2 separate regions of the Homo sapiens genome follow, and region 2 is linked to region 1. A link is an interaction called in ENCODE POLR2A ChIA-PET data of the cell type or tissue named here. Cell type or tissue: MCF 10A. All regions are shown on one strand.

Evidence for each region. ChIA-PET counts read pairs that join two places held together with the same protein. Peaks named below come from ENCODE experiments on the same cell type or tissue, not always from the same donor. Only the 100,000 strongest peaks of a DNase experiment are listed, where the experiment ranks them.
Region 2: POLR2A ChIA-PET joins it to region 1 with 10 read pairs; 14 of 35 experiments call an interaction of 5 or more read pairs at or near these places.

Annotation. Positions count from the first base shown.
Region 1 is chr1:36,153,926-36,157,925 of GRCh38, forward strand. It overlaps MAP7D1 (MAP7 domain containing 1), which reads left to right and starts at 2,235. Exons shown (of 17, transcript NM_001388490.1): 1 at 2,235-2,538. The coding sequence starts at 2,493. It also overlaps a transcript of TRAPPC3 not described here. RefSeq lists silencers at 2,037-2,426, 3,167-3,296. In MCF 10A, no CTCF peak of the experiment used is centred here; DNase peaks (open chromatin) are centred at 1,956, 2,216 and 3,126.
Region 2 is chr1:36,242,791-36,246,790 of GRCh38, forward strand. All of the region lies in intron 1 of THRAP3 (thyroid hormone receptor associated protein 3), which reads left to right. Among named protein-coding and RNA genes, the nearest start is that of THRAP3, 20 kb to the left of the region's middle. In MCF 10A, no CTCF peak of the experiment used is centred here; a DNase peak (open chromatin) is centred at 1,831.

The DNA of each region.
Region 1 (4,000 bases):
TCCTACGTGGGCTGTCCCTGGCCTATCTGTTCATTTTTAGCTGCCATTTCCACCTCCACTATTCCTTTTGTTTGTTTGGCTGTTTGTTTGTTTTGTTGTGGCAGGGTCTCATTCTGTTGCTCAGGCTGAAGTGCAGTGGCATGATCTTGGCTCACTGCAACCTCCGCCTCTGGGGTTCAAACGATTCTCCTGCCTCAGCCTCTGGAGTAGCTGGGATTACAGGCACCCACCACCACACCTGGCTAACTTTTGTATTTTTGGCAGAGACAGGGTTTCACCATGTTGGCCAGGCTGATCTCGAACTCCTGACTTCAAGGATCCTCCCACCTTGGCCTCCCAAATTGCTGGGATTACAGTGTGAGCCACCACAGCCAGCCACTAGTCTTGAGCCGTAGCCAATGTGGGTATCTCGCGACTCCCATCCATCCATCCATCCATCTCCATCCCTGCAGTAATCTCAAGACAAGGGGTGGGAGGTGGGAGAAGAACCATTCCAGAGGGCTCTCTCCCCATACGTGTTCCTGAATTCTCCTGAGTCTGGTCACTGCCTGAGTCAGGTCTGGCCTGTCCAGCTCTGGAAGAGGCAGGCTGTGAGGCCCCTGACCTCACAAAGGACTGTCATGAACTCCGTCATCCCCGCAGTCCCCCCACCCTGCAGATAAGATGACTGACACAAAGATGGGGGATCTGCTCCTCGTCCTTCCACTTTTACTCATCAATGCCTTCATCACCATTATACTTGTTTACTGAGCACTTCCTAGATGCCAGGTTCTGTGCTCAGCACTTCATTTCCATTGCCTTATTTAATCTTTACAAAGACCCCAAGATACCTCATGGCACTACTATTTTTCTGATTTTGTAGGAGAGCAAATTAGATTTTAGAAAAGTTAAGTCACTAGCTCAAGGTTACTGGCTCCAGTTGCCGCCCTTCTATCATCATCCTTTTCTAATGTTTTTGGGCCAGAGGGGACACTATTCCCTTCCCAGGCCTTCCCAAGAGTGTCCAAGCCCCCAGATACGCACACATCCCAGGACAGGCTGCTCCCAGGTTGCCTGAGCCCCTGACCCTTTTGTTTCCCACTCTATCCCTCCAAATGGCCGCTTTCTGGAGCTGCTTAAAGGAAGGAGAAACTGGAGGGAAGGGGGGCAAGGGGGACAGTATCTCACTGGGCCTAATCTCTGGACAATGAAGAACTAGAGAACTGACCTTCTAGAAGTCAGGACAAAGGGCAGGGCCAGGGTGGGCAGGGCACAGCTGCCCCTCCTCCTCCCCCGCAACCCAAGTCCCTGCAGCAGCACCACCATCATCCATCCACCTTCCCAGCAAGCTCCCCACTCTGCCCCGGGCTGGGCCTGGCTTGGCTTGAAGCCCTCACCTCAGCTGGCACCAACAAGGGGGCTGGGAGTCCATTCTGGAGGGCTGGGAAGCAGGGCTACTTTGGGGAGTGGATTCTGGAGGGGGTCACCACCCCCTCATCGACAGACCACTGGGAGAAAATCCTTCTGGGGTGATTGGCGGGGTCGTCTGGTGGGGGTGGGGGAGGTCCAGGGCTAGGACCACCCAGTTTGGAGCCGGGAGGGACCCAGCAGATTAGAGACCTGGGTAAGGCAGCTGCGCAGGGCTGTAATTACCCCCAGAGGAGCAGGGAAGACACAAGCGCAGAATGCCGGAGCAAGGGCGGCAGCAAGGCTCCCAGACCTGTCCCCAGCCCAGCCATCAGCAGGGGAGAGAAAGCGAAACCCTTTCAGGGGTCTCCTTGTGACTCTCCTTCATGCCTCCCGACGTCCCCCGGGCCGCTTTGGTTTAGGTGGGTTTGAGCGAGAATTTGGACTCGAAGCTGCCCTCTCAGCCCCAGTGCCAGAGCCCCCAAACTCCAGGGTGGGAAAGGGGAGTCCCAGCCCTGCTCCCCCTCTCCCCCAGTCCCCGCGGCGGGTGAGTCACCCGAGCGCTCCCTACTTAGTCCTCAGGCGCTGCGGCGCGTACCAAGACGCGGACGCAGGGGGAGGCAGCTAGCGCGGCGAACTCCTGGAGCCGTGGAGCCCGCTCGGCCGTGGCCGTGGGAGAGGCGCCGGGAGGCTGCGGGCGCGGGGCTCCGGGGCGGGGGCGGCGCGAACGGCGCGGACGGCGCGGGCGCGGGGGGCTGGGTCCCGGGGCGCTGCTGGGGTGGACCCCCCCGCCTCGAACTTGGTACGCGCCAGCGAGAGGCCAGGCCCAGCCCGGGCGGTACAATAGGGTTGGGCCGAGGCCGGGACTGGGCCGGCGCCGGGCGGGGAACGGGTTCGCGACCGCAGCCGAGAGACCCCGGGCGACCGGCACCTCCGAGACTCGCGGGCCACCTGCCTCGACCTTCCCCGGAGCGCCCCCGCCTCCGAGTCGCTACTTGCCGGGCCGGGCCGGGCCGGGCGTGATGCGCCGCGGGACCCCTGTCCTGGCCACTGGCCGCCGCCGCCGCCGCCGCTGAGACCCCGAGACCCCCAGTGACGCCGCAGCCATGGAGAGCGGCCCGCGTGCGGAGCTGGGGGCGGGCGCACCCCCAGGTATGCCGGGAGCCACGCGGAGGCGAGATGGGGGTAGATGGAGGGGCTGCAGGGCGGCCGAGGATGAGGCCGGCCGGCTGGGCGGGGACCCCTCCGCTGCCGCGCCCTCTGACCACTTGGAAGTTTAAAAATAAAGGCTGCGGCGGCGGCGGCTCCAGGCTCGCGATGCATCCTCTGACAGCTGCCCCCTCCCCCACCCCGGGTGCCGGACGCATCGGGCGTCGGGAGCCGCAGGGACCCCGCGCGGGAGTTGTTGGGGTGACCCTTCTGCCCCAGCTTAGTGCCATCTCAGCTTCCCCGCCCCCACGTCCCTTCCCGATTCACCCCGGGCCTTGAAGATCCTCTTCTACTGAGCTAGGGCTTCCGTCCCCTTCCCCATCCCCCGTGGCACATGTGACCCCAGCCTGAGTGTGTCGGGGGTCCATATTCTCAGGCCTGGGCCCTGCATACCGACGCCTCGGCCTTAGTGCCCGTACCCTCAGGCCCTGGCCCAGACCTCGCCCCCACCCCATCCGTCCAGCTGCCGCGCAAAGGGCCTGTTGCTGCTGCGGGCCGGCGGGGAGGGGAAAGGAGGGAGGGGAGGAGAGAGGGAGGTCTCTAGCCGCTGCTGCCAAGTAACCCGCCGGATAAAGGCGAGGGGGAGGGGGAGGCGGCATTGTTTGGGGTGAGGGCGGGAGCTGGGGAGTGGGCCGCCTCCCCTGCAGCCAGGCCTACTCTGGAGCCCACCCAGCCTGATTCGGGGAGGAGGGGGACAGAAGTAAATCTGCTTCTCCTGCCTGCCCTCCTTCCCAGCCTCTCTGGGCCCCAATCTCCCACTAGAGAATGAGGTAAAGGCTCCAAGCCGGCACTCCCTGGACCTGCCACATCATTCCCCAGCCTGAGGCTTTGATACCTCCCCCCTTACTCTCTTTTTTTCTCTCTTTCTGCCCACACCTTAGACCACCAAAGCTCCCCTCCCCTCCCTCACCCCACCAACCACCAGTGCTCAGGACTTCTGCAAATCCCATTCGGATCTGGGAGCAGCTGATGAGGGGGTGGGGACAGGTTTCTGGTTGGGCTTGGTTTTGGAGGGAGGCGATTTCTCTTTCTTCCTGGAAGGGGAGGGAAGAACATGATTATTGAAGACCCAAGTTCTGTTCCCATTGACTCAGGGGGGAGGTGGCCCCATCCCCACACCCCCATGGAGTCCTGAGCCTAATCCTGTCACCTCCCTGCCCCTTGGGGTGTGGGCACAGGATGAAACAGTTCGTGTGGGTGCGGAGAGCCCAGGATAAGGTGGGGCCAATGGGCTGTGGGTGGGCTCCTCCCCATGCCAGCGAGGATGCTTCTAGGGGACTGTCTGGGTGTGGGACCTGGGAGAACAGGGAGGGGAGGCTACCATCAGACTGGTGGGTTTCAGGAGGCTTGTAGGCTGGGCTGGAAACAAGGGTGGCTGGGTCTGTCCTGGTTTGGCTGAACCTGA
Region 2 (4,000 bases), 89 kb after region 1:
TCTTTACCTTTATGGTTTGTACTTATAGAATTTTGTTTGAAATCCTTCCTCACCCTGAATTCATACAGATATTCTCTTCTGTTTTCTTCTAAAAATTTTAAAGCTTTTCACAGTTAGTGTTTTTTTTTAATTGCTTATTTTATTTTATTTTGAGATAGACTGGGCATGGTGGCTTGCACATGTAATCCCACCACTTTGGGAGGCTGAGGCAGGAGGATTGCTATGATCATGCCACTGCATTCCAGCCTGGGTGACAGTAAGACCCCATCTCTAAAAACAAAAATAGAATGCTGATTGTGGCAAGCTGCTAATGTTGCTTATAAGTGGTTTGGGAATAAGATGCATTTTGTGAGGAACTTTCTTTTTTTTTTTTTTTTTTTTTTGCTCTGAGCCCAAATGAGGGTTTCTTTTTATTTTTTTATTTTTATTGATCATTCTTGGGTGTTTCTTGCAGAGGGGGATTTGGCAGGGTCACAGGACAATAGTGGAGGGAAGGTCAGCAGATAAACAAGTGAACAAAGGTCTCTAGTTTTCCTAGGCAGAGGACCCTGCGGCCTTCCGCAGTGTTTGTGTCCCTGGGTACTTGAGATTAGGGAGTGGTGATGACTCTTAAGGAGCATGCTGCCTTCAAGCATCTGTTTAACAAAGCACATCTTGCACCGCCCTTAATCCATTCAACCCTGAGTGGATACAGCACATGTTTCAGAGAGCACAGGGTTGGGGGCAAGGTCACAGATCAACAGGATCCCAAGGCAGAAGAACTTCTCTTAGCACAGAACAAAATGAAAAGTCTCCCATGTCTACCTCCTTCTACACAGACACGGCAACCATCCGACTTCTCAATCCTTTCCCCACCCTTCGCCCCCTTCTATTCCACAAAACCGCCATTGTCATCATGGCCCGTTCTCAATGAGCCGCTGGGCACACCTCCCAGACGGGGCGGTGGCCGGGCAGAGGGGCTCCTCACTTCCCAGTAGGGGCGGCCGGGCAGAGGCGCCCCTCACCTCCCGGACGGGCGGCTGGCCAGGCGGGGGGCTGACCCCCACACCTCCCTCCCGGACGGGGCGGCTGGCCGGGTGGGGGGCTGACCCCCCCACCTCCCTCCCAGACGGGGCGGCTGGCCGGGCGGGGGGCTGACCCCCCCACCTCCCTCCCGGATGGGGCGGCTGGCGGGCGGGGGGCTGAACCCCCCACCTCCCTCCCGGACGGGGCGGCTGGCCGGGCGGGGGGCTGACCCCCCCACCTCCCTCCCGGACGGGGCGGCTGGCCGGGCAGAGGGGCTCCTTGTGAGCTTGTGAGGAACTTTCTACTTAAGAATGACCAAGTGGCCTTGTGGGAAGGAAGAGGGTTGCCATTTGTTAATGGTGTTTATAAATTGCTATTGGATTAGTATAAGCTGCAAAGCAGCTACTAATTTATTTTCTTTAACTAGGAGAATCATAATATGGACATTTTGGATAGGCATCTTTTTAATTTTCTAAAGATTTCCAAAATTGGTAATGTTATTTCTAATTAGGAAGTTTGGTTGAAAATAAGTTTCTGAACTCTGTGTCAAATCTAGTAGCTACTTCCAATTTGTAATTAAAAAAAGAAAAAGTCTTCAAAGGTTGAATGTGCCTTCATGGATTCTCCAGCATGAGCAAACTGAAGTATCCAAAACTGAATTAAAAATTTCATCTAAATTATACCTTCTTCTTAGCTTTACTATACTTAGTGTCAAACTGATTTCTTAGATTTCGTAGTCACTTAGTTTTGAAACCTTGATTCCTTTCCTCTTCGTCACTTCTACGTCTAGTCAGTTATTTGTTGAATGCCATGTATGTGTAAAGCAGTTTCAGATTTCACTCCTGTGAGTTCTATTTCCATTGCTATTGGATGCCTAGTGAGGAAAGCTCCTTTTCTCATATCTACCTGTACAATTTTACTTGTGGGTTTTTTTTTTTTTTGAGACAGAGTCTCGCTCTGTTGCCAGGCTGGAGTGCAGTGGCGCAATCTCAGCTCACTGCAACCTCCGACTCCCTGGTTCAAGCAATTTTCCTGCCTCAGCCTCCTGAGTAGCTGGGATTACAGGCACACGCCACCACGCCCAGCTAATTTTGTTTTGTATTTTTAGTAGAGACGGGGTTTCATGATGTTGGCCAGGATGGTCTCAAACTCCTGACCTCGTGATCCACCCGCCTCGGCCTCCCAAAGTGCTGGGATTACAGGCGTGAGCCACCACGCCTGGCCAGAGCCAGGTTAACTACTAAGTCTTCCTCCTGAAAACCTTACTTTGTTCCTCTAGTTGTAAGTGGCCTTTGCCATTGTACCACTCTGGTGGTGCTGAGTTCTGACATGTATTATATAGATCTCTGCATGTGACACCCCCATCCCAATCTTTTTTTTTTTTTTTTTGAGACAGAATCTCACTCTGTTGCCCGGTCTGGAGTGCACTGGCACAATCTTGGTTCACTGCAACCTCCATATCCCAGGTTCAAGCGATTCTCCTGCCTCAACCTCCTGAGTAACTGGGATTACAGGCCTGCGCCATCACACCCGGCTAATTTTTTTGTATTTTTAGTAGAGACGGGGTTTCACCATTTTGGCCAGGCTGGTCTCGAACTCCTGACCTCAGGTGATCTCCCCACCTCAGCCTCCCAGAGTGCTGGGATTTTAGATGTGAGCCACCACGCCTGGGTCCTTTCCCCAATCTTACAGGTAAACAAACTCCTTAAAGACCTTAAATATGATAGGTGCATGTCTTGCTGACTGAATGATTCTGTTCCAGGGTCTGTTCACCTCAAATGTGATAGCTTCCTAACTTTGTCTTGCCCATCCTGATCCATCCCCTTATCCCAACAGTTTGCCTGCTTAGAAACATGCAGTGGCTTCCCATTTGCAGAGATAAAGTTTACTTTTCTTTTTACTTGGCATTTGAGGCTAGCTATGTTTTGGTTCTTCCCCTGGGTAAATGTGTCTCTCATTCCTTGTCTCTTGATCATTGCATTTTAATAGCCCTTGAACAGTTATATTTGCTTTTCCAGCTAGGACTTTTTATTTTTCGCTACTTCCTCCCCACACCCACCAAAATCACGTATTTTTCAGTCAGTAGCAATTTTGAATAAATTTAAGATTATAGTACATCTGATAATAAGAGGTAACCTGAGTGCATATCTGTGCTTACAGTCGTTCTAAGTACATTCCATGTATTAACCATTTAATTATTCCCTACAATCCTAGGGGGAGGTATGATTATAATCTGCATTTTACAGATGTAAGTGAGGCAAGGAAAGATGAAACAGATCCAGGATTGCACAGCTAGTAAAGGGGATAGAGCTGGATTCAATCCCAGAGTCTGGTTGTAGAGCATGTAAATCTTTGTCCATTTTTTCATGGAACTCCAAGGCACCTGGGGCTGGCAGACTGGTGCATGAGAGGATAAACAGTATTATATCTGTGAGAATTTCAAGCACAGTATATAGGAATATGTATAGAGTAAGACCTTGTCATTGGAGAAAAGTGGAGCGATCTTGGCTCACTGCAACCTCTGCCTCCTGGGTTCAAGCAATTCTCCTGCCTCAGCCTCCTAAGTAGCTGGGACTTCAGTTGCACACCACCATGCCAAGCTAATTTTTGTATCTTTAGTAGAGACGGGGTTTCACCATGTTGGCCAGACTGGTCCCGAACTCCTGATCTCAAGTTATCTCTCCGCCTTGGCGTCCCAAGGTGCTGGGATTACAGGTGTGAGCGACTGTGCCCAGCCTTTTTCTTTTTAAAAAATAAATAACATGGGCCGAGTGCGGTGGCTCACACCTGTAATCCCAGCACTTTGGGAGGCTGAAGCAGGCAGATCACGAGGTCAGGAAATCGAGACCATCCTGGCTAACATGGTGAAACCCTGTCTCTACTAAAAATACAAAAAATTAGCCGGGAGTGGTGGCCGGCACTTGTAGTCCCAGCTGCTCGGGAGGCTGAGGCAGGAGAATGGCGTGAACCCAGGAGGCGGAGCTTGCAGTGAGTG